2 separate regions of the Homo sapiens genome follow, and region 2 is linked to region 1. The links are chromatin contacts, found by Hi-C or POLR2A ChIA-PET in ENCODE. All regions are on one chromosome and are shown on one strand. The core of a region is the stretch at or near the end of the contact, and the rest is flanking DNA. Distances in the headings are between cores, read along the strand shown. Region 1 holds the start of NR1H3 (nuclear receptor subfamily 1 group H member 3). Region 2 holds the start of RAPSN (receptor associated protein of the synapse).

Region 1 (2,769 bases), core at 1-2,500:
GGCACAGGGGCCCCCAGCCACAAGGACATCTCTTCCTGGAGCCCTGGTCATTACCAAGGCACTGTCCTGCAGGAAGGACCCAGATTATACTCTTCTAGAACTGGGCTCCTTTCTGGCCTCAGCTCCCTTCTCCACCTGATCCTCCCTTTTATCAATATCAACAATATCAGCTAACATTTACTTGCCATATATTAGCCTGTACTAAGGCTTTATTATATTACTATTATGTTTTTTAGAGACAGGTTCTCCCTATTTTGCCCAGGCTAGTCTAGGAATTCCTGGGCTCAAGTGATCCTCTCACCTGGGCCTCCCAAAGTGTGGGGATTATTGGAGTAAGCCACTGCGCCCAGCCTGTTATAAGGCTTTATGTGCTTTCCTCATAATATCCCTCTGAGGTCAAAACTATTAATTTTTTTTTTGAGATGGGGTCTCTCTATGTTGCCCAGGCTGGAACTCAGTGCTATTCACAGGTGCAATAATAGGACACTATCGCCTCAAACTACTGGGCTGAAGCAATCAGGTTTCAGCTTCCTGAGTATCTGAGATTATGGGCGCACGCTACTGCTCCTGGCTCAGGACTATTCTTAAACTCATTTTACAGATAAGCAAACTGAGGTTCAAAGAGATTAAGTAACTATGGTCACACAGTTAGGCGGCGGTAGAGTCAAGACTCCAACCCTCCTCTGACTCCAAAGTCTGGGCTCCCAGCCACCGTGCCGGCTTTTCTCCCCCAAAGTCCCCTCCAGGCCAGCAGGGAATGTTTGGGTGCATCTGCCCTGCTTCTCTTGGGCCCCTTCCCCCTCACTCCAACACTGAGGACAGCTCACTCCACCCAGTGAAACACGCTGCTTATTAGAGAACCTCGCTCGTGCCACTTTCCAGGGTCCCAGCACAAACCTGTCTCCAAGAATCTCCCCAATTCACATAGAGGACCTCCTCCCCTGAGCCCCTCATGAGTTATTCTGGGACCCAGAGTCCTGCTCCTGTCCCAAGCTTCCATCACCATCACCCCTCACTTCTCCCCAGAAACCCCCTTCTCAGATCCTTAGGACATTCCCCGACCCCACCCCAGATACACACACAGAGCCCCAGGCCACTGCTAAGGAGCAGACCCACCAAATCCCCAGGCCACCAGACTTCCTGGGTGGGCAGTCTCTGGAGCCCCCTTGCTGGGAGAAGAGGATGGTGCAGTTTCCTGTCCAGAAGTCTCGGTGGCCAGCCAGTGAGCTGGAGCTGAGCACAAGCAGGACCTGGAGCCCCAGAGAAGTAGCAATTTGGGGAAAGGCTGAGGGGAGGGACTGCCGAGGGGTCAGGCCACCCCTCCTTCCTGCCTGGTGACCACAGCCCTCCCCTCCTCACCCCCGCCCACAGGGCAGCTTCTCCACCAGGCTGGCTCCTCCCCAGCCGGCCACCCCCTCTCCCGCCACTCCCGCCCCCTACTCCCGGCCAAAACAGTGGCATTTCCCTGCAGACCAGCCAAGTTCCATGTCTCTCCCCTTCCTCTCCTTACCCAGCGCTCTTAGCAGCTCTTGCAAAAGGACTGCCTCCCAGGAACCCCCACCCCAATCCCAGCAGCCTCCAGAATCGTGTTCCCTCCCCTCCATAGGCACCTCGTGGAGCAAAGGTCCCAGCACGGCCCGGAATTGCGACACTGAGCCCCAGCGGCTTTCCCAGCCTCCCTCCTCCTCCCTTGCCTCTGGGAAGAGGCCAAGAAGCTCTCCCCACTAGCCCCAGGCCTCAGCCAAGCTGGTAGAAATCCAGGGGTGGAGAGAGGCAGGTGCTGGGCCTTCCAGGGAGTTTCTGAAAGTGGGTGCCCTGCGGGGGCCACAGATAAGAGAGGAGGCCAGGAGAGCCTTTGATAGGAAATCTGCTATGAGCAGTGGCAGGCCTGGGATAGGGGTGGAGGTGGCAGAAGGAAGACAGGCAACTCAGGTGGCAGCCCAGGATGGACCTGGGAAGGTATGCGGGTTGCCTCTTCTGGGGAACAACCCCATCTGAAGTGATGGCAGGCTCCAACCAGCAGCTACTGAGACTATAGTCATTCTTCCTACTCTGCTGCCTGGGGCATGAAATCCATCCCTGAAAGTAGACATCATATTTTATTGATTTCATCTCCCCCAACACCCCTGAAACAGGGCTGGCATAGATGTGGCAACAGAGTAGGTACTGTGTTCCTATTTGTTGAATGAATAACAAGAAAAATATAATATATTCTCGGCCGGGCGCGGTGGCTCACGCCTGTAATCCCAGCACTTTGGGAGGCCGAGGCAGGCGGATCACGAGGTCAGGAGATCGAGACCATCCTGGCTAACACGGTGAAACCCCGTCTCTCCTAAAAATACAAAAAATTAGCCGGGCATGGTGGCAGGCGCCTGTAGTTCCAGCTACTCGGGAGGCTGAGACAGAAGAATGGCGTGAACCCGGGAGGCAGAGCTTGCAGTGAGCCGAGATTGCGCCACTGCACTCCTGCCTGAGTGACAGAGCGAGACTCTGTCCCCAAAAAAAAAAAAAAAAGAAATATTATTCTCGTCTATCCCGTACTTATTAGCCCTAGTCAATTTTTTTTATTATTCCTTTTTTTTTTTTTTTTTACCTTTTTTGGGGTAGGGTCTCACTATGTTGCCCAGGCTGGCTTCACACTCCTGGGCTCAAGCCATCCTCCCACCTCAGCCTTCCAAAGTGCTAGGATTACAGGCACACGCCATCACAACTGCTGTAGTCAATTTCAACTCAGCATGTTGATTTAGCGTTCAGACTCTGGGCTCAGAT
Region 2 (2,768 bases), core at 269-2,768, 190 kb before region 1:
ATTGTTTATTTATTTTTTGAGACAAGGTCTTGCTCTGGTGCTCAGGCTGGAGTGCAGTGGCACAATCACGGCTCACTGAAACCTCCACCTCCAGGAGTTCAAGACCAGCCTGGGCAACATGGTGAAACCCATCTCTACAAAAACTAGACAGCTGTGGTCTCAGCTACCCAGGAGACTGAGGTGGGAGGGTCACTTGAGCCTAGGAGGTAGAGGTTGCAGTGAGCTGTGACTGCACCACTGCACTCCAGCCTAGGTGACAGAGTGAGACCCTGTCTCAAAAAAAAGGGGGGGGGGATACCAGTCTTAACTGGATGAGGTACAATGTGACTTCATTTTACCTTAATCACCCTTTAAAGACCCTGTCTCCAAAGACAGTCACCTTATGAGATACTGAGTGTTAGGACTTAAACATATGCGTTTGGTTGCGGGGGGACATGATTCAGTCATATCAAGGTGGGGAATGGAGTGGTGTAACTGCTGATGGGTGTGCGTCTCCTTTTTGGGGTGGTTAAAATGTTCTGGAATTAGTGGCAATTAATGTGCATCTCTGTGAATATACTAAAAACCACTGAATTGCCCAGCCAGAAAGGATAAACTTTTGCCCTGGGGCAGGAAGAAGGCTGGCATGCAGAGAGAGGAGAAAGGGGGGCTGGATGAGCTGGCCTGCTAGCGGGGGCCCCAATACTACATAAGACCTTGCCCTTCTCCACAGTATCTGGTGTTAAATCTCATTATGAGGACCCTTTCAGCCCGGGGTTGGGATTGGAAGTGAGACATTGAAACTTCAAGGGCTGGGTTCTGGCCCGGGTGGGGATTTGCCATGGAGCAAAATAGCCTCTTGCAGCACATGCGGGGTTTCCTGTGCCGGGCACTGTCCTAAGTCCTTCTCAACTCTTTCGTCATTGAGTTCTCATAGCAGTCCAGTGAGCCAGGTACCATTCCTCTCTTCAGTCCACGGTGCCAGGTCACTTGGCTAGGGTCCCACTGAGAGTTCGAAGGAAGCCAGGCTAGAGCTCAGGCCTCTCACCAGCTGGAGGTCTTTCCCAGACTCTCTAAGGTGAGAGTTGGTGAATGGTGTCAGCCTGGGCCTGGATGAGTGACCCACGGTGCTCAGTGAATTTCAGGAACAGAGCCAGGGGATGCTGCGGTCAGGGGTGTCTTGATGGGGAAGAAGCAGGGCTGGGCGCTCACCTGGCTTCCCCGGACCTGCAGGTCCAGCCTCGCTCTCCTTCCCCCGAGCACCTCTAGCCCAAGGCCTGCCCACTTGCTGGAGCTGGCCCCTTGGCAAGGCTGCTGGGAGGGCCCGTGCTGCCAGGGCGGTCAGGGTCAGTGTCAGAGGTGCCTAAGGGACGCCCAAGGGGGTGCCCAGGTGGCAAGGTGCCTGTATGCTCAGGGAAGCCACGTCCCAGCTCGCGGGTGGGTGCAGCAGAGGCCCACGTGACCTTGCTGCTGACATTCCTCAGAGGCCATGTGGCCCCAACTGGCAGCGACAGCTGCAGACGGGCTGAACCAGCTTTGTTCCCAGGGTGGCGCCTGCTCTCCATCCAGGCCCCATTCCGGCTCCCACCCGACGCTGCTTTTGTTCCCACGTTTCGGGGGGCAGCTGGCACTGTGATTCCTGCCCCATGAGTGCCTAGAGGCACGGAGCCACCAGGGATCACCCCACGTGGGACACAGGGCTTGGGGAGGATGGGGCAGGACCAGACCAAGCAGCAGATCGAGAAGGGGCTCCAGCTGTACCAGTCCAACCAGACAGAGAAGGCATTGCAGGTGTGGACAAAGGTGCTGGAGAAGAGCTCGGACCTCATGGGGCGCTTCCGCGTGCTGGGCTGCCTGGTCACAGCCCACTCGGAGATGGGCCGCTACAAGGAGATGCTGAAGGTGGGTGTACCCGGCCTGGGGGCGTTCGAGGGTCAGGCTGGGGCCGGATGTCTCCCAGGCTCCCCAGTCCCCTCTCGGCCTCCTCGGGCTCCCCTGTGTCCCACAGGCTGGCAGCCAGGGCCCGAGGCTCTGAATTTATATCTAAGGCCCTGGGTCTTAGATACTGAGTCTTGGCATCAGATTCAGGCCTGTGGCCTTGAACTGTGGTGCCCGAGTCTCTGAGACTGAGGTTCTCCAGCCTCAGGGTCGAGGGTTTGTGGGTCTCAAGCCCATTGTAGGTTTCAGCCTTCCTGTCTGGTGTTCTGTGTCTGAGCCTGGCGGGGTGTGGGCTCCAGGGTTGCGGCTGGGGGTGGGTGGGTGGTGGAGACTCCAGATCTGAGGCTTGGGATAGAAGGTGAAGGCTGCAAGCCTGAGCTTGGGAGGTGAGGCTGGGGTGTAGGGAAGGTAGCTGAGGCTGGCGGGTAGAAGCTCTGGGTCTGAAAAGAAGCTTTGGGATCTGCTGCTTTGGGTGTGAGGCTGGGGGGTGGGTGTGGGGCCTCCAGGTCTGAGCCTGCAGTGCAGGCTGGGGTCCAAGGCTCAGAGTCCAGGCTGAGCACCACCTGCCCACCGTCGCTGTGTGCAGTTCGCTGTGGTCCAGATCGACACGGCCCGGGAGCTGGAGGATGCCGACTTCCTCCTGGAGAGCTACCTGAACCTGGCACGCAGCAACGAGAAGCTGTGCGAGTTTCACAAGACCATCTCCTACTGCAAGACCTGCCTTGGGCTGCCTGGTACCAGGGCAGGTGCCCAGCTCGGAGGCCAGGTCAGCCTGAGCATGGGCAATGCCTTCCTGGGCCTCAGCGTCTTCCAGAAGGCCCTGGAGAGCTTCGAGAAGGCCCTGCGCTATG

What was found. Hi-C counts contacts between places; a loop is a spot of excess contacts on that map. ChIA-PET counts read pairs that join two places held with the same protein, here RNA polymerase II (POLR2A). Pooled maps may share reads with other maps.
Region 2: a map of mammary epithelial cell shows a loop between it and region 1 (8-fold over the local background). The contact joins the promoter of RAPSN here to the promoter of NR1H3 in region 1. A Hi-C loop is called at or near these places in 2 of 168 maps with a recorded cell type or tissue (chondrocyte and mammary epithelial cell), 2 of 37 single-sample maps with no recorded cell type and 12 of 50 pooled maps. POLR2A ChIA-PET finds 5 or more read pairs at or near these places in 6 of 52 experiments (A549, B cell, GM12878 and 3 more).

Annotation. Positions count from the first base shown.
Region 1 is chr11:47,256,477-47,259,245 of GRCh38, reverse strand. NR1H3 (nuclear receptor subfamily 1 group H member 3) reads right to left here and starts at 1,250. Exons shown (of 10, transcript NM_005693.4): 1 at 1,117-1,250; 2 at 1-66. The coding sequence starts at 29.
Region 2 is chr11:47,447,886-47,450,653 of GRCh38, reverse strand. It overlaps RAPSN (receptor associated protein of the synapse), which reads left to right and starts at 1,518. Exons shown (of 8, transcript NM_005055.5): 1 at 1,518-1,881; 2 at 2,504-2,768. The coding sequence starts at 1,690.